Regions from separate parts of the Mus musculus genome. Here regions 2, 3 and 4 are each linked to region 1. A link is a loop called in an ENCODE intact Hi-C map of the cell type or tissue named here. Cell type or tissue: heart. All regions are shown on one strand. Each heading gives the region's core, and the rest is flanking DNA. Links, peaks and the distances in the headings are about the cores only.

Region 1 (4,685 bases), core at 204-4,203:
ACCAGGACTACTCTTCATCCATCTTTTAAAATGCTAGGCTTGTAATTATGGCTCACACCTACTGAGTGAGTACTTAAAAAGATCAAGGTTAGCACTTGGTGAGCTTGTTAGGGAATGTCAGCTAACGGCTGGGGAACAGACTGATTTCCTAGCAAGAAAGAAGGTCCCAAAGCCGGGTCAAGGACCTTAGCGAGCCAGAGACAGTTATTAGAACTGAGTGGTTCTGAGAACAAGGGGGTCCAGGAGAGGGCAGGACTGCCGGCTGTAGTCTACCTTTGAGCGAGGTCTCCACCAGGCGCAGGTAAAGCTGTGAGTTCTTGTTGCCGTGACTCATGCGCTGGGCTAACCCGTTGCGCTGTAGGACGCACTCCTCAAACTGCACGATATTCTGGTGCCGCCGCTTGAGACTGGTGAGGGCCCAGAATTCTGCTAGTGCCAACTCCACGTTCTCGGGAGCGTCGCAGCGGATCTTCTTGACTGCCACCCTGGCCCCACTGCGCCCAGCCACAGCCTCATAAACCACGCCGTAGCTGCCGCGCCCGATCTCCGCCAAGAGGCTGTAGCGCGGCCGTGCAGGAACATCCCCGCCGCCGCCATCCGGCCGCCGCCGGGCCAGGAAGGCCTCGCCCGGGACCTCGGCCCCAGCCGGATCCATGGCCTGGGCCGCCGGCCTCAGCTTCTCGCACAGTACCCGCTGGACTGGGCTTCGCCTTTTCCGCTCCGGGCTTTTTGTCCCTCTGCGGGCTCCGTTCTCTTTCCCCGTTTCCATGGCTGCGGGGGGCGGGGGGAGCAGCAACGGCGCCGCCCGGGCCCCCCTTGCCTCATCCCTCCGTCTAGCCCCGAGATGTGGAGGAGCGGGACCTTGGATGGTGATCTAAGGGCGAGAGGGAGAAGTTAAAACCCACCGGGCCGAGAAGGGTAGATGAGGAACTTAAAGCGTCCGGCGTCCCACCTCCGCCGCCGGTCGCGGCCCCTTTAAGAAGGAGCCACCGTCTCGAATTGAACGGGGGAAGGGAAAGGAAAGCGGGAAAGACGGAACCACCGGGAAGTACCGAGGGAGGACCGGAAACCGAAGCGCAAACCGTCCCCTCTCGCCGACTTATCCGTCAGGAGCAGAAAAAATAAATAAAGCCGTAGGGATCGTCCCCATCGAAGACGGCCGGCTTAAACTTTCCTGGGGCTTAGCCCCCTCTCAACGGCCCCTCCCCACGTCCTACCCGGGCTTCTCCCGGTGTAAACAGTCCCGTGAATCAAACCCAGGAGAGCCCGGCGGGACGACCCAGACCCCCGGGGACAGCGGGCGAAGGGAAACCGGCTAAAAGATCGGCTTCCGAGGACGACAGGCGGAGGCCCCGGTGACGCCCCCGGGACTACGGTGGGGCGCCGGGGCTCCCGCTTCGGCCCTCCCTTCCTCCCTCCACTCCCTCTTACCTGGCCGGCGCTGTTCCTCTTCCGGGCGAACCGGTTCCCCCTTGGAGCCCGCGCCGGAGGATGGTCCGTTCCGAGCCGGGCTTGTCTGCAGAGCCGGGTAGGGCGCGAGGCGGGGAGCCTGGCTGAGCGTGTAGCGCGTCGCGGCGCTGCTCTTGTGATGACAGCAACGCTCCCGGGGGAGGCCTCGGCTTCCAGGTTCCCGTGGCCGTCCCCGAGTTCACGCCAGCTGAGCACTTTACGTAACCTCTTTATGTAAGCTGCACCTCCCGCCGCCGCTCTGGTCAGCGGAGATTCCTGGTGGCCCATCCCCCAGGAGGCCAGCGGAGAGCCGCGCCGCCTCTCTGCAGCCGAGGTAGACCCAGCCGCCGCGACAGCCCGGAACCAATCACTGGCGAGAACACCCAGCCAACAAAAAGAGCGCGCCAAAATCCCGCGATTTGTACCGAGGGCCTTCGCGAGGCGCCTGCACTCCGCAAACGCCTTTCCGGACTTGACCTGCATCGTACCTCTACGCCCGCACTCGGCACTTGATGCTGATTGGGGGAATGGCTTAGGTGTAATCGATTCACAGCTGAGACCAGGGTTAGAACGCTAATCTCCACGCCCACTAATGACCCCAATGATCTCAGCCGCACTTAATCCTCAGTATCCTTCTCTGCCAAACCCGGGTGGTCCGCACTTCCAAGGTTGCAAAGGACCAAGTGAAATATGATGGCTGGCTAATTGAGTGCCTGATATAAGCTGCTTTGGGCTTGGATTTTGATACCCTTCACCCCGGCCGCCCATTGTGGTGGGAGGGAGCACAATGGCTGTGTAGTTAAGAATGATCTTGAACTTTTCCTCTTGTCTTCATCTCCCGAGTAATGGGATTAAAGGCGGGCACCACCACACCCAATTTATACACCCTATTTGTTTGTACAGAGCTAGGAATCCAAGGGTTTTGTGCATGCTAGACAGGCACTTTACAAAGCTACATCTCCAGCCCCTAGGCGTGGTTTTTTAAAGTATTTTGTACCCTGCTTTGTACTCCAATGCCTAGAAGGTGCCCAGTATTTTGTTAGCTGATATTGAAGGACAGTAACTAGAGTTTCTGCTACACACTATTTTAAGTCTGGGGAAAAAGGAGTAGACACGACAGTCTTTGCCTTAATTGCGACTCTTGACACTGGAGGAGACAGTCAACCTTGTGTCTTCGTAGATGTCTCACAGTTAAAGTACTTAGAACAGTGTTAAAATACACACAAGACAGATTAAATGTAATGTAAAACAATAAACAAGAGTTTCTAGAATTTCTATAGCTTTTCTGTATGTAAGTGGTCACATATACACACAAGGTGTAAGAATAGTAAAGTCTCATCTTTTTTTTTGCCAGAATTACATTGTTTTGCTATATTTTCATGTTCTGTGCACAAATATGTATGTATGAATGTATACATGTTGTAAATCCTTTTATATTTATAAGATATATATGTATACATATATATATATATACACACACACACACATATATATATACACACACACAAATATATGTGTGTGTGTGTGTTTTTTTCCCAAGGACAAAGATACTCTCTAGCACACTCTCAATACAGTGCAGAACCATGAACAATGCCATGCTTTTGTTTACTATGCCATCTCAAGGTTTACCGATTGTCCTTTCCTTTCTCTTCTAGTCCAATATACGAGTCCTCAGCACCTAGCCTTATTGGATAAGGATTCCAACAGCCTCGTTGTTAACCGAAACTCCTTTACTTCTTTTCCTTGTTGTTGCTGGGTTGTTGGGTTTTTTTTTTTTTTTAATTGGTGGTGATTTGGGTTTTTTGTTTTTTGTTTTTGTTTTGTTGGTTGGTTGGGTTTGTTTGTTTGTTTGTTTGGAGACAGGGTTTCTCTACTTAGCTTTGGCTGGTCTTAAACTCAGGGATCTGCCTGTCTCTGCCACCCAAGTGCTGGGATCAAAAGGTGTGCACCACCATACCCAACCTCACAATTTAAACAACTTAAATTTCTTTAAAGGGTTCATCTTCAAATATTGTTACTAACCTATTGGGGGTTATAGGTTCAACACATGATTCTGAGGTAGGACCACAATTCAGTTGGCAGCAATCTCTTTAGAAAATGACACTCATCTGAGTAATGAATAGCAAGAAGCCAGTCATGCCACAACTAGTGGTGGGGCATTGCAGGGAGAAGAGACAGCAAGTACAAGAGTGGCCAGGGAGATAACCTTGGTCAATTAAAGAGACTATTAGAATGTAAAACAGCCTGGGTAATGGCTCAGTGTGAACCTGATGACTTGATTTCAATCCCCACCCCACCCCCCAAGCTGACAAAAAGGTGAAAAGAGAATCAACTCCACAAAGTTGTCCTCTACCCTGGTACCCACAATCCTACAGAGATGGTGATGAACCCCAGAGGCTCAGAGGTATGAGTCCCCTGCAGCTGTTGAATTAGCTAATAAAATACTTTCACATTTGATTCTTAAATTTGGACTTGCTTAAATTACTAAAGTAATCTTCACTTGCTTTTATGCTTGATAGCTAACATTTATGAGCAGTTTCTATCTTCCTGGCATAGAGAGTGACAAAGAGTATTTATGACATCCTTGAAAACATAGTTTCTTTCAAAGTTAAATGTATATGTCTGCCTGTGGCCTAGCTAGTTCCCAGTCTAGAGGTTTACCCAAGATAAATGAAAACTTAGATTCACAAATAGACTTTTGTATAAAACTATTCATGGTGGCTTTTCCCATGACAGTCAGAAACTGGAAGGTACTACTATGTTTGTCAATACACAAATAGATTGTGTTACTTCCAGATAGTGGGAACAAAAGGGGAACTGAGACTCTATAGCATGGAAGAATTAAAAAAAAAAAATGCAGGGTGAAAGAACCCAGGCACAAAAGAACACATGCCAAGTGAGTCCTACACCACTCGGGAAAAAAGCTCAGACTAATCTATACTAGAGAGGGATCAAAGAAGAAAAAAGGAAAACCTTTTGGGGGGGGTGAACAATAATGCTCATTTTTTTTTTTTTTTTTTTTTTTTTTTTTTTGGTTTTTCGAGACAGGGTTTCTCTGTATAGCCCTGGCTGTCCTGGAACTCACTTTGTAGACCAGGCTGGCCTCGAACTCAGAAATCCGCCTGCCTCTGCCTCCCGAGTGCTGGGATTAAAGGCGTGCGCCACCACGCCCGGCATGCTCATTATTTTTATGTGGTGATAGTTTTAATGGGAAATGCTAGAATACCTCAAATTGG
Region 2 (4,685 bases), core at 203-4,202, 210 kb after region 1:
ACCGCTCCCACTTTTTCAAGTCACTGATGCTGAGTGGATTGGAACGGAAGATCCCATCTTTATCATTTTATAGATTGTTTTTATAGGTGAGGGTGGAGAAGGGGGGATAGATATGCTCTTAAGAAAGGTGCTGTCATTCCCCACTCCCCCCACCTCCACCCCCTCCACGCCACCCCCACCCCTACCCCCACCCAGGAAGGGAAGACTGCTGTTAACACTTGTTAACTATTTGTTTGCCAGGGACTGCGCCACAGGACCCTAGTCAGAAAAAGGTCTAGAGCCAACATTTAGATATTAATCTGGGCCCAGTGTTCTGTACTTCGGAGAGATGCCTGTAGATTCCCAAGCCCTGGAGCATGGCAGGGTAGGGCTGGGACTGGTAAGGCAGGAGGAAGCAGACCAGACCTCAGAGCCACTCACAGGAGAGAGATGAAATTCATCATTCAGCTCTGAGAGGACCCAAGGGTAGCTGAAAACTGTGAATGGGGTGGGAGCACTTGGCGGGGAGCACTTGGTGGGGAGCACCCAGTGGGTTCCTGAACACTGCAGCTCAGAGAGAACTCCTAGACACCCCTTTTCCCACCCTGTTATCCTTTCTATCCTGAGGCTGACTCTCTCTCTTCCTCCTTCTACACTGCCATCAGGTGCCAAGCTCTAGGCAAATGTTGGTAAGAACGGCGTGCCGTGGCTGGATTTACCTCCCTGCAAAAGGAAGGTTGTACAGAGACCCCTATGTCCATAGCACCAATCCAAGAAGACACGAAATAAGGCTCCTTTCTGTCCCTCCCCAGCTATGTCTTTAGCCTTCATATACTTCCAGAAGAGACCCAAGATTTTTTGCAAAACCCCTTTAAGATGCAGCTCTCCTGAATGGTGACCTCACTCCTTGGCCAACCGGCCTTCAGAGCCCTCCTGCTGGAGACAGCCAGGTGTTTGATGTAGGCCAACAAAGAAGACAAGCTCAGAGCCACAGGTACATGCTGGAACTGCAGGGAGCTACTGGAAGCCTGCCTAAGGAAGGCAGGGGGGTGGCGGGGAGGAGACCATCCAGAGAGGGCTGTGCCCACCACAGGTAAATCCACTGTGTCTCCCAAGGGTCCGTGGATTACTCCGGCCTCTCTTCCTGTCTCTACCTCCATACACTAACCCTGCTTGCTCTGGTACTAGGGCGAAAGCTCACTCTTCCCCCATCCCAACAGCTCAACAGCGCGCCCAACCTCTGCCCCGACCCTCTCTCCAATCAAGTCTAGCAAGGGAGCATATGGGGAAACCAGGAGCCCGATTGCCCAAAGCAATTGCCAGTCTGCTTCCCCATTCAGGTTTGGCAAAGGGTACGGTAAACCAACTCATTCCTATACCCCGCAGCCCAACGCTGGGCTACCCAGTCACAGTCCACAAGGCAGATCCGGATAAGAAGAGTTCTATCCCGGCTTCTAGCCTAGGCTATGTGACCTTGGGCAAGTGGCTGACCCTCTCTGGGCCTCAACTCTGCATCTGTAACCCCCGTTACAGGGATTTGTCGACATTAGCTTAGCGACAGTGTGCGGGGCCTGAGCCCGCAGCTTGGGGAGGGTGGCAGTAGGAGCTGAGGGTGCTTACCTGTACAGAAACAGGACGCGGAGAGCAGCAGGCAGAGCAGCAGCGGCCCTAGGCGGCCAGGGGCCGGGCCGGCGGGCTCCATGGGCCGCGGCTGCAGAGCAAGGAGGGAGAGCGGCGGTGAGCGCGCTCGGCAGGCGGGCGGGCGGCGCGGGCGAACGACTAAGGCCCCTCCCCCTCCGCTGCCCCCCAGCGCCACCGCCCGGCGGGGTGATCTGACCCCCTCCCACAATGAGACGCCGCCGAGCGGGGAGACTCCGGGAGCGTGACGCCGGGCCAGGCCGGCGGGAAAGGGGAGCGGACCCGAGGGAGCCAGGCGCAGAGCCAGAGGCACGGGGGCGGGGGAGCGGATAGCGAGGGAGAAGGAAAGAGGGGGAGAGGAAGAGGGAGAGGGAGCGGGGACGGAGATCGGAGAGCAAGCGCGAGCGGGGACAGCTCGCAGAGCGAGTGCGGGCTGTGCGGAGCCGTCGCGAGGCCAGCGCGAGGGCGGCCCGGCCGAGCGCCCCCTCCTCGCGCCCGCACCTTCCCGCCCGCGCCCCAGTGCGCCCCGCGAGCTGCGCCGCCCGCCTCGGCTCTGCGCGAGCCCGCTCTGCCCGTGCGGGTCCCCGCCAGCCGCTCGGACCTGCGCCGCCGCGCGCAGGGCTGCCAGGCGGTGGAAGCACCGCTCCCTCTGCCCAGAGGCTGGCCGCGCACCACTTTGCGCAAACTTGTTTTTCTGAGGTCGGCGCGGCGGGCTGGCTACTTGGTCCTCTTAAGGTGGACTGGGGAAGTGGCGGCCGATCGCCCCCTGGTCTCGGCCTCTCACCCGGCCAGTCCTTAGACTCCAGTGGGCAAGAGGCTGCCCGCGGCAGGGGAGCTTGCAAGGGTGGAGAGTGGAGGGGGCGGGGAGGTTTGCTTTCTGCCCCTCCCCGAGAGGCCCTGCTTGTGTGTCCCAAAGCCGAAGGTCGGCCTCCGGGTGGGCGTGAGTCCTAGGGGCCCAAATCTTTCCTAGCTGGCCCCGAGGTATAGCAAAAGCAGGAAGTAAATGCAGGGGGAAGGGGGAGAGGAAGGAGAGAGTGATGGTACAAAAATAGCGTGTGTGTAGGAAGGACTTCAGTGCCTCTTGGTAAAGACGCGCTGGGGGAGAGGAGCAGCAAAAATGCTGTGGCAGGGAAAGGAGAGGGGCAGGGCTGGGCCCTAGGGAGGAGACAGACCAGAGGCCTTCTATCAGGGAGAATAGATTGGAGGTGGAGAGGGCCCAGGCAGCACTGTACTAGGAGAGACCTGGGCTGCAAAATAGTTACCCTAATGAGGAAGAGGAGGGACAGGAGAGCCTATCCCAAAGGACAGAGCCTCTGGATGCAAAATGTACCCTAGCTCTGGATTTCCATGAGCTAGGTCAGGTGCTTGGTTAATCGGCAGAAGGCTGGGCACCAAGGCAGGGAAGAGGAATCAAGACCCTCTCTTATTAACTGGAGAGTTTCTGAGTTGGAAGTTCAGAGATAGCAAATTTTGCTTCTCACAATGGTGGTTGAGGGACATAATGAAGCAAGACAGGCCCTACTGGCCCATCCTCTCAATAAAGAGGATGTTTAGGGGCAGAGGAGTGGAGGATGATTGCCTAATGATGTAGAAAGCCCCTTATGCAATGGTGCGCGCGCACGCACACACACACCACAGAGTCCTCTGCACCCATGACCAAAAGCCTGGGAGATTTTTTAGTTTTTTTTCTTTCTTTTCTTCTTTTATTGTTTGTTTGTTTGTTTGTTTTTGAGAGGCAGGAAGGGTGCATCTGTTGAACCCAGGACCCAGCTTCCAAGCCTTAGATCGTTCCTCCTGGTCTAAGAAGCTGCAGTCTTGGAGAAAGACCTTGTTTCTGTGTCTCTGCTCTTTTTAAAGCAGACCAGGCCAACATAAGCAGCGACCCAGAACTGCCACTGGGAGAGTTACATGAGCTGATATTTGCACTGCATTTTAAGAAGAGCCTACCATGTACCAAGGGCAAGGACAGTGTTTGAGAAGTGTTTGGCAGCAGCAATCCTTAAGGGACCATGGGGCAGCCCTAGCAGGAAGATTAGTTGTATTTCTTTGGACCTAGGGGATTACAAGAACTCACTTGCAGACTGGGAGAAGGTGCAGGGGAAGACAAGAATGAACAGAGGAGGTCTTGTAGGGAGTGTAGGTTACAAGTGCACATGTGTGTCAGCTTGGTTAGGTAAGGGCAACAGTATGTGGCTAGCACGTCGGGAGGGTGGTCCAGAAGCCCAAGAGAATTGGTTCTGCAAATAGGAACCCCTGTAGGCAAGATTCAAGTAGGGCCTACCATGCTTGATTGTTACACTCAAAGGGTCACTATAGTTGGAATAAGAGGTGGCTGAAGGGAAGAGAATACGGAGTTCGGGGGCCTGGGCAAGAAAGAAAACTTGGTTCTAGCATCTGAGCTGAGCTGCAGTGTCTCCAGCTCTTTAAATTGTGTCTGATAGGACCATGGTGTCCACTAAAGCCTTGTGAAAACCCTCCTCCAAAATTAGCTGGGTGTGGTGGCACACGCCTAAGCCCAGTACTTGGGAGGCAGAGGCAGGCAGATTTCTGAGTTCGAGGCCAGCCTGGTCTACAAAGTGAGTTCCAGGACAGCCAGGGCTATACAGAGAAACCCTGTCTCAAAAAAAAAAAAAAAAAAAAAGCCAACTGCTGGAGTCAGAGATGATGCAGCCTCCTGCCCTATGCTGCTCATCTGTTCTGGGGCAAGCACACACAAACACCGACCTGCCTGGGATTAGGAACTGGGAGATTAGGAGGAATAATAATTGTACTACCTGCTGTTTATATATAGCATCTTTGGCAAAGGCGCTCAGCAGAGCTTCCAAACTACCCTCTTTACTCTCACATCTGAGTGTGGGGGAGTTGACATTTGTCCACATAAAAGTCACTTGTGTTCACCCATCCGTTGCTGTGAGTCCCCTGAGATTTGTGGACAAATGTGTAAAACTAAAGGGGCAAGGTACAGCCTGCCTGGGGTCGCACACAGATTATGACAGATAATTGATACGAATCAGCCATCACAACAGCCAGTCTGGGTGCTTTAATCCAGATGTTATTCGTTCACGGTC
Region 3 (4,685 bases), core at 287-4,286, 74 kb before region 1:
GCTGTTCATCACCAAGAAAGTCAGGACAGGAACTCAAGCAGGTCAGGAAGCAGGAGCTGATGCAGAGGCCATGGAGGGATGTTCCTTACTGGCTTGCTCAGCCTGCTCTCTTATAGAACCCAAGACTACCAGCCCAGAGATGGTCCCACCCACAAGGGGTCTTTCACCCTTGATCACTAATTGAGAAAATGCCTTACAGTTGGATCTCATGGAGGCATTTCCTCGACTGAAGCTCCTTTCGCTGTGATAACTCCAGCTGTGTCAAGTTGACACAAAACTAGCCAGTACAGACACACACACACATGAACACACACAGACACGGGGACCCAGGGACATTCAGGTAGGCACAGATTCAGACTTGTACAACAGACAGGAACCACAGAAGACATGCAGCTCTCAGTAGCTCTGTCTTCATGCCAACCCCAGTGTGTTGATGCAATCTCTTTCCCAGGAAGAAACAGACTCATGAAGCGAGGTGAGTCTCCCAACACAAGTGCAGCTTTTCACAGCTTGGAAAGCACTTGCCCTCTGGGAGTGACAACCCTTTGTGTGCCATGGTGTGCAGAGCACACAGCAGCTGCCAAAATGCTCTCAATGCAGTCAATCAGAATGCATCTCCTGATGGCCCCAGCTTTGCCCGTGTGTGGGAAGCATACCTGGGAGACAGTTTATTGCCATCAGTCACTGAGGTGAACAGGGGTCTTATTCCCCCATGCCCTAGCCCTATAAATGTGATGGCTTTAAGGCATGACCCTTGGCAGAGCAGATCCAAAGTAGGATTTGGAAGTGGCACACCATGCTTGGTCCCCTCCTTCACTTCTAACCACCTACCCTCCACTTCTCGGGGATGGTTCAGCTTAAGTCACTGTCCCAGAGAATGATTCCGTCTGAGTCACTTTCACAGGAATCCTTGTCTCAAGGTCAACTTCTGAGGAGTCCAACCCAGGACACTTTCATGGCTTCTGTCCTTCCTTGTCTCTGGACTCTGTGGAGGCCGGGGGTGGGGGACAAAACAACTGAGAAGTGGCTAGTTGGAACTTGCACAGCTACCCAGTGGCCTCGGGGAGGACCAAGCCCCGAAACATCAAACCTATTATACACATCTTCAGAGAATGACTGGATACTCCATCCCTGCCTGAGGAAGAAGTCCGGCCTCATCTTTGTGTTGCTTCCTGAATGCAGCGAGCCTGTGCAGCAGACACCTGCTCGGGAGTGCACCTCCCCAGACAGCTTGTTGAGGTTTCTGAGTCTCCTCATCTGGTCCCTCGGTGATTATGCAACCGACAGCAAATCATCACTCATGTTGGTCACATCCTAGATGCTGTTGACTGTAATTGCAGCAGGCAGGCCATGCTGTGCTCGTTTGCTGTACCCTGACTTAGGACCTCTTGCATCTATTTGCATGTTATTTGATTGGGTCTGGAAAAGGAAAATCAACAGATGCAGCTCCTAAATGGGCCAGGCTGTTTTCTCATTTTATGGAGCGGGAAGTCAGGGAGCACCAGGCACTGTCCTGCTCTGAGATCTATACTTAAACCACAGCTGAGCTGATTCACTTCTGCTCCCCCACAGGGCTTATCCGGGCAAGAGCTGGGGCTCTTTTGTGAACCTCATATCACCAAGGGCTCACCTAGGACTGAAGTGATGCCCTATCTGGGTCTCCCACACACACCCCACCCCCGCCATTGCTCCTAGGCTCGGAGTTACATGGAAGCTAATAGCACCTCCATCCGGTCACTACTGCATTCCACAGCCTGGCCAAGATATTTTTAAAAAGCACTGCTTGTTACACAAACGAATGAACAATGTGCACGGTCCAGTTAATCTTTCCAAAACAAGGCTCTTCTGTTCCTGTCTTGCCCAGACATTCTCAGTGGCTCCGTGTGAACTGGAGGGGAAAAAATTCGAGGTCGTTCTGACAGCCAGTGCCTTTCACATCTTATTCAGAACCTGTGACTATAAGAATAACACTTGCACAGAAATTCTGCCAAACCTCGCTGATAATTCTGAAACTCAGTCTTGGAGAGGTAAAGAGCCAAATTATCTTACTTGCCTAAGTCAATTTACCAATTCTTCCCTCCTTCCTTTTCCAAATCTGGCTAGAACTCCCCCCCCCCCCTGATGTCCAGGGCCAGAACCAAATGTCACAGTCAGGAAAGGAATCTTGGAAATGGTAGAGACCCCTTGAAGGGGCCTTGGGGGACACAGTGAGCAGAAATCATCCACACCTGTAAAGGTGAATTAAGATTAGAATGAGGTTTGCAACCAAGCACTTCCTGGCAAGACCCCGGGTGCACTTCCCAAATCTTTCCAGGAGAGGGCGGCAGCATCCCTGGTTCTGAGTGCCAGGCAGTCTAAGGCGGATGTAAATAGGCAAGCCATGGATAGAGTGTGTGTGCCTGGGTGCTTGCAAATGTGCGGGAGAAAATCTGAGCCTATGATTGAGTGTACATGAAAGAAACATTGCTTTGTGTAGAACGTGTGTATCCAACCTGTGGCACACAGCCCAGGAAAGTTAAATGCCTCCCACCCCCAACACAAATCATCCCATACCTGGAATAAACCTAACCAAGAAGGTGAGAGATCTCTACAATGGAAAACTTTACATTTCTGAAAGAACAGATTGAGGACGACATGTTAAGATGCAAAGACCTCCTGTACTCATGGATTGGTAGAATTCCTATTATGAAAATGACCATAGTACCAAAAGCCATTTGCAGATTAAATGCAACCAAATCCCTATGTCATTCTTTGCAAAAACAGAAAGAAAAAAAATTCATATGGAACCACAAAAGACCCCACATTGCCAAAGCAGTCTTCAGCTTTTCGGGGAGGGGGACCAATGCTGGGGAGGTTGGCATTCTAGATTTATTACAGAGCTACAGTCATCAAAGCAGCACGGTACTGGCAGAAAAAGACTTGGAGATCAGCGGGACAAAACAGAAGACCCAACCCGAGTACATGTAACTACAGCCATCTGGTATTTGACAAAGATGGCAAAAAGCACACAGTGGGGGTGGGGGTGGGGGTGGGGAACATCTTCAAACAGTGGACCTGGGACAACCGCATCTCCATACATAAAAGACTGAATTTAGAAACACACCTATGACTCAGTAGACAAATTCAGGCCAAATGAACAAAAGGCCTCACTGTGAAGCCTGAACCCTGGAAGATTACAGACAGAACCTACAGGACATATGTGTGGGAAGGGGCTTGCTGAGCACGACTCTATTTGCCCAGAAATTAAGGCCAATGACTAACAAATGGGGACGCTTAAAACTCAAAAGCTTCTGTGTGGCCAAGGAAACAATCGACTGAGAGAAGGGGAAGACCACAGAGTGGAAGAGAATCTCTGCCAGGTATACATCCGGCACACCACATCTATGCATTAATGATCAGAACATATAAGAACTCAAAAGCAGAGGCAAGGAAACAAATGGCCCAATTGGGAGGGTGGGGGAGTGGGGGTGGGCTATGCATTGGAACAGAGTTCTCAAAAAACAAAATAAAAACGTCTAAGAAATATCTCCAAAAAATGTTCATCATTCTTAGCAATTAGAGGAATGCAAACTAAAACCACTTTGAGATTTCATCTTGCCCTAGAATGGCTAGATTAAAAAAAAAAGTGGCAAAGAACAAATGCAGGCAAAGGTGCTGAGAGGAGGGAAGCCCCATTCACTGATGGCGAGACGGCCAACAGGTGCAGCCATGCTGGGAATCAGTGTGGAGAAGGCTCAAAAGGCTAAAAATAAAGTCTACCATACATCCCAGCTATGACACTTCTCGGCAATAAGCCCAGAGGACCTGACATCCCAGTCCACAGAGGACCTGACATCCCAGTCCACAGACACTGGCTCAGCCACTGCTGCTCCATTCACAATAGCCAGGAAATGAAAACAATCTTCATGCCCTTCAGAGGAAGAGTGAATAACGAGAAGGCAGTCCGTGGACAGCACGGCGCATTAGTCGGCACAGAGAAATGAAATCATGACATTTACTGGCCAATGGATGGAACGAGAACAGATCATATTGAGGGCAGTAACGCAGACCCAGAAAGACAAATGCCACGCATTCTCTCTTATTCGTGGATCCTACCTCCAAATCTTTGGACGTGAGTACACAGTCTTGAGGAAGCACAAACACCAGGAAAGTAAAAAGGGACCATAGATGGGGGGGCTCTAGAGAAGGGAAGAGCGCGATACAGGTAAGGAGGATGGGAAAAGTGGGAGGAGTGCTTTAAATGGGGACAGAGGAGAGAGGACAATACAGAGGAAGGAAGGGGGGAGATAAATAACACTCAGGATGTTTGAAAACCTAGGGAATTACATTATTTGATATTTACCTAAAATTAAATGTAAGTGTGTGTGTGTGTGTGTGTGTGTGTGTGTGCGCGTGCGCACACACACACACACACACACACACACACACGGACAGAAACAAATGAATTTTACTGGCAAACAAGCTGGCAAGTTGGAAGGTGAAGGACTTTGCAGGCAGATCCCTTCCTGCTAGAGGCCTGAAGATAGGAAAATCACATGGCATTTCTAAAGGGTAGGTGATAGGGGCTGTTGCCAAGCAACAGGCCTCAGCTCAGGCCCTGTCTCAAGGTCAACCACCCACTCTAGCCTATTTCTGGGGTGTGGAATTGTCAACAGCATCCTGGATTTGTTACTTGCATTAAGGTT
Region 4 (4,685 bases), core at 260-4,259, 480 kb before region 1:
ACCTCCCTGCCCCCACCCCCCATCATGAGACACTATCACCTCCAGACACAGAACAGGGAGAGCAGGAATTCACACTACCCCCGTTGAGGACTCCTGGGAGGCAGCCGAGGACAGAGCACACTTGCCCATGGAATGGGCCATGTGCTACAACCAGCATTCTGGGCTCTTGTCAAGTTCTCTCAGCACCTATCTCCTCCCTATAGAATCAAGAGGTAGTTTTAGGTGTTTTGGTCCAAAGAGCCCAAGCTCAAGACCATGGTTTGATGTCCTGTGTTCTACGGTTGAGAAGCCTACAACCTGGGATCCACACAGGACTGACCTCACACTCCTCTGGGGTACTGCTGTTTTCTGACGAGGCCAGGGCCAGTGCAGCCAGTCGCTTCTTTTCCTTCTTCAAGCGCTTCTTCTCCTGTTTTTCCAGCTTTCTGGTGATTTCAGCAGCCGCTTCCTCTGCCTGGCAAAAAAGCAAGGCGCTGAAAACCCAGAAGACCCCTGACTTGCCACAACACTCCTAGTCTTGCTGGATCAGGCTCATTAAATCAGTTGTATTGCCTCCATTTCTGAAGGTCAGGCCAAGTTCGTTCATCCTTTCCAACAGTCTTTCTGGCACTCAGCTACCACAACCAAGCACACACTGACCTGAACCACAGCTTCCTTCATGACATCCAGGTTCTTCCGTGGGATCTCTCCAGTCTCATAGAAAGACAGCCGTTCCTCAACTTGTTCTCGGAGTTTTTCCCCAAATACACTTGTGGGGACCTCTAGATGTGTGTGCGTGTGTAAACAAAGTCAATTACAACCCTTGAAATGACAAACTACTCCCCAGCTGCTCTCCCCTCAGCTTCACTCAGACCCAAGGTGTCAACACTCACTAGGTGAACTCTGTTGACGAAAAATATTACCATCATTGTAGAAGCTGCCAAGGTAGGTTGTTTCCCCCCCACTGTAACCCCTTCAACTCAAATGCCAACTTCCCCATCCATACCAGAGAAGCAATCAATTCTTGAGGCAATACTGCATTTGTTTGCTAGGTATCGGGAGATACGGCCTTTGTTCTTTGCAGCTGCTCGGCCAATGAAGGTGGAATGAAAAATGAGTCCATATTTTGGTGTGTTACCCCTTGTCTTCAGGGCTCTGTGAGAATATTCAGTCAATAGTTTAGTCAAAAGACTTGACCCAAATAGCCAAGTTCCCCTCTTCTAACAATTTCCCACCAGGCTTGGCTGAACTTTCTACCTCACCAAGTGCCAACCTAGCTCCCAGAGGCAGAGAGGGAAGGCATCCAATTTGCTGACCTGGAAACTCGGTCCCCTTTTGCTGGGCCCTGGGAATCACTCAGACACCAGGACTGGCCATCACCCCCATAGCAGAGGCCTGTATAGGTCAGGTTGCCCTGGTCAGCCATCATTGTAATCCCCAAACAAAACAGTGGACACCAGAAGCAGCACCTGACATGAGCAGGCGCCCTCACTGGTACCTGAACAGGGCCTTTTCAGCCCCAAGGATCTGTACTGTGGACGCTGGATACTTGGCCAGGTTGGTGAGGCTGCCAGCATGAGCAATGAGGCGTGCACCTACCTGGAGAAAGATCCGAGGAGGAGGTCAGGTGAGTAAGTGGGAACCTGACCTCCCAGGCTCATCCCCTCTTCTCTTCCCCACCATGCATCAACTAGGGACAACATGCTAGCCACAAGGATAGCGGTACAGAATGCTGAGTTTCACTCCCCCACTTTGTGTTCCCCATGACGCACCGCTTCCCCAATTAAGGCTGACAGGCTGGGGGCTACTTGGCTCATCTTGGAGCGAAGGTAAGTGTGTAGGCTCTGGCGATACTCTGACAAAGACACCACACGACTGGAGAAGCTCTCGATGTTTATCAAGTCGATAGCAGATATGTCCATGCCTAGGAAACACCTAGTGTGAACAGGGGGACCAGATACTCAAGGAGTCTCGTACCTTATACAGGCTGCCGCGCTCCGCACTGACCCATGGAGGACCGAGAAGCATCCAAGATGGCCTTAGCCTTGGCCCCGTCCATCGTAATTTCTTCCAGTTTCTCTAACTTCTCTTCATTCAGCTCCCTGCGGTTCCCAATGAACTGAGCCAAGCGACAGTATGTGGCGTTGTCATTGACGATCTTCACCAGCTCTGGAAAGTGGTACCCATACCACTCCCTGTAGAGGAAGTCATTCTCTGATCCAGCTATCAAACCTCAACTCAGGTCCCAAGCTCTCTCAGGCCCGTGTCTCCCCATTCACAATACAGACCAGGCACAGTGGCCTAGGCTGAGGTGTACATGGGGTAGGTTTATTCTGCCTCCTCTTTCTATACAGTCAGTGTAGGAACACAGCCTGTGGTAAGCACAAGGAGGCCTTGCTTTGGTCCATGATTTTACCCACATGAATCATCGGCCATGCTCGACTTCTATACCTTACCTGACGCGCATCGAGAAGGTATTGATATCTTTATCCAGTTGGTCCAGGAGGCTTATGGACTGAATAATCATGTTGTCCACTCGGTTCACATTAAATTTAACTTTGGCACGAGAGTAGCTGTGTCCCAGCCCTAGCTGGGCCTTACAAGCAGAAAGATCTGTCAGACCCTTCACCAGATTATGGAAATGCAGACGAACTCCTAAAAAGAAGATGGGACTTTAAGAATAGATCCTCCAGGACCCAAGTAACCACTCACAGCAGATCACATCACCAGGCCCGTAGGCCCCCTGCTGGCTTCTGTGGGCACTGCATCCACGTGGTGGACAGAATAAATGAAATAGGACTCTTACCTCGAAGGATCTCAGCTATCACACCACCAGTCTGGCAGTTGTACCCCAACTCTTCCTGTATTGCAGCACCAATCTTGGGGTCTCCAACCCCCAGAAGTACTTTCTTCTTTTTAGATGGCAGGTATGTCTCCAGGAGCAGGCGGAGGTCCTCGTGAACAACACCTTTGGGACAAAGAAAACAGCTCTAAACCACACATTGCAGATTGGAGACTGTCTCCAATCGGATTAGTTAACACCCATCCCCGCAGGCATTGCTCAGACACATGGAGTCGTCAGTGATCTCTCAGGGGATTGACAGATATATAAGTCATCATTGCAAAGCCTGGCTCTACCACAGGTCCAGGAGCACAATTGTAAAGCATTTAAGTGCTTTTTAAATTACAAGATTTATTTATTATATGTACACTGTAGCTATCTTCAGACACCCCAGAAGAAGGCATCAGATCTCATTAGGGATGGTTGTGAGCCACCATGTGGTTGCTGGGATTTGAACTCAGGACCTCTGTAAGAGCAGTCGCGCTCTTAACCGCTGAGCCATCTCTTCAGCCCCTGCATATTAATGTTTTAAAATGCCATCCTGTAGGTCTCAAATAATCCCTAGACTGTATCAAGCTTAGAAGAAAATCATCTAAGAACATCAACCACCCAGAATCCCATGTTCCGGAGGGACCGACTCACCTTCAGACACAGCATTGGCATTTTCCAAGGCCACCTGGGATGAAGAGAAGGGACAGAAGGCCACCAGACGAACGACATTGTGGAATTTGCCAAGGTTAAGCACACATTCCTCCACCTGGAGAGAAGGATGAATGGGCTTTCTTTGAATTTGGCTTCTACAGCGCAGTAAGGCAGAAGCACCAGCTGTTGTAGCAATTGGTGCCTGGGCCCCGAATCTTAATTCTCAAGAAATGGAAATGAGATGTTTATCTCCGACCGCTTCCAATTATATAGATTCGCGTTAAAGAGTCCCCTCATTCTAGAGCTCCCCCCCCCCCCGCCGGGCCCGGTGCGGTCGGCCACGTGGGAACACGCGGTGCATGCTGGGGTTTGGCGGCCTTAGGGGCTGCATTGCAGCTCCGCGAGCCCACCGAGCTCACCCACCTGCGGCAGCAGCAGGCTGATCTCCTCCACTTCCTTCAGCGCCAACAGCGCGTAGCCGACCGCATGCTCGAACAGCACGTGCAGCAGAACCTGAAAAGAACCGGCGCGCGGCCATCAGTCAAACTTCCCAGTCCGCGGGGCCGCTGCTAGAGCAGGCCCTGGCTCAGACCCGGAGCACGACCCCGAATGCAAACCCAGACGCACGCTAAGGCCTTCACTACGCAAATACCCCACCACCACTCCTCACCATGGCGCCTGCTCCGTGCCCAGCTCGCAATGCGGCTAGCGCGCTCTGGCGCGCGGAACCAGACTGCGGAGACCACACCTTCTCCGGTTTGACCAATCAGAGGCTGCGGACGAAACCATTGTCAGGTCTTCGGAGGGGGTTCGCGGGTGTGGTATCGTCCGTCGGGCGGGTTGGACTACCACGGGCGCGAGCGGGCCTGCCAAGCCCAGCCTCTGCGGCTGCGCGAGCCGGTACTGCGTCTGTAGTGAATGGTGTCGCTCCTGCCGGCAGGCCGCAGAGTGGCCTGGAGACCACCCTTCTTCGTTCCTCGTGCTTTTGTCACCCGTGTGCCGGGCGGCAGAACTCGGTGAGGGGACATGAGGCTTCCTGATAAGCCTCGCAGGTTTCCCGCTGCCCAGATATTCCGGGTCCTCGTGGGACCCGGCCTCAGACCCTGCAGAAATGGCGTCTTCTTGCTGCCTGCCTCTTCCTTTTACATTTTGTTGTTAACAAAATTGTTGGTGCGGGCTGAGGCATAGACAAGAGCGGTTTACCTCTTCCTAGTTCTGTTCC

What was found. A loop is a pair of places that touch in the nucleus more often than their neighbours do. Peaks named below come from ENCODE experiments on the same cell type or tissue, not always from the same donor. Only the 100,000 strongest peaks of a DNase experiment are listed, where the experiment ranks them.
Region 2: it touches region 1 in a loop (2.9-fold over the local background); 3 of 42 quality-filtered maps call a loop at or near these places.
Region 3: it touches region 1 in a loop (7-fold over the local background); 11 of 42 quality-filtered maps call a loop at or near these places.
Region 4: a loop joins it to region 1, with 2.2 times the contacts of the local background. A loop is called at or near these places in 4 of 42 quality-filtered maps.

The regions. Positions count from the first base shown.
Region 1 is chr2:129,797,593-129,802,277 of GRCm38, reverse strand. It overlaps Stk35 (serine/threonine kinase 35), which reads right to left and starts at 1,761. Exons shown (of 4, transcript NM_183262.3): 1 at 1,432-1,761; 2 at 274-874. The coding sequence starts at 1,737. Stk35os1 (serine/threonine kinase 35, opposite strand 1) reads left to right here and starts at 819. Exons shown (of 1, transcript NR_029452.1): 1 at 819-3,909. In heart, for the core only: CTCF peaks have their summits at 585 and 1,768; DNase peaks (open chromatin) are centred at 737 and 1,707; H3K4me3 peaks cover 2,298 bases; H3K27ac peaks cover 2,453 bases.
Region 2 is chr2:129,590,609-129,595,293 of GRCm38, reverse strand. Sirpa (signal-regulatory protein alpha) reads right to left here and starts at 2,455. Exons shown (of 9, transcript NM_001355158.1): 1 at 2,219-2,455; 2 at 1,600-1,690. The coding sequence starts at 1,681. In heart, for the core only: no CTCF peak of the experiment used is centred there; DNase peaks (open chromatin) are centred at 1,073, 1,883, 2,563 and 3,203; H3K4me3 peaks cover 2,459 bases; H3K27ac peaks cover 2,774 bases.
Region 3 is chr2:129,871,353-129,876,037 of GRCm38, reverse strand. No RefSeq gene overlaps it. Among named protein-coding and RNA genes, the nearest start is that of Gm39933, 23 kb to the left of the region's middle. In heart, for the core only: a CTCF peak has its summit at 2,308 (motif pointing right); a DNase peak (open chromatin) is centred at 2,317; H3K27ac peaks cover 379 bases.
Region 4 is chr2:130,273,925-130,278,609 of GRCm38, reverse strand. Nop56 (NOP56 ribonucleoprotein) reads right to left here and starts at 4,198. Exons shown (of 12, transcript NM_024193.2): 1 at 4,134-4,198; 2 at 3,887-3,976; 3 at 3,464-3,578; 4 at 2,786-2,947; 5 at 2,436-2,634; 6 at 1,987-2,174; 7 at 1,752-1,903; 8 at 1,478-1,578; 9 at 986-1,134; 10 at 640-761; 11 at 320-454. The coding sequence starts at 4,136. Snord110 (small nucleolar RNA, C/D box 110) reads right to left here and starts at 3,095; the gene lies at 3,037-3,095. It overlaps Snord57 (small nucleolar RNA, C/D box 57), which reads right to left and starts at 584; the gene lies at 522-584. It overlaps LOC115489609 (a small nucleolar RNA gene), which reads right to left and starts at 2,373; the gene lies at 2,241-2,373. It also overlaps LOC115489632 and LOC115489601. In heart, for the core only: a CTCF peak has its summit at 2,736 (motif pointing left); a DNase peak (open chromatin) is centred at 4,259; H3K4me3 peaks cover 2,846 bases; H3K27ac peaks cover 992 bases.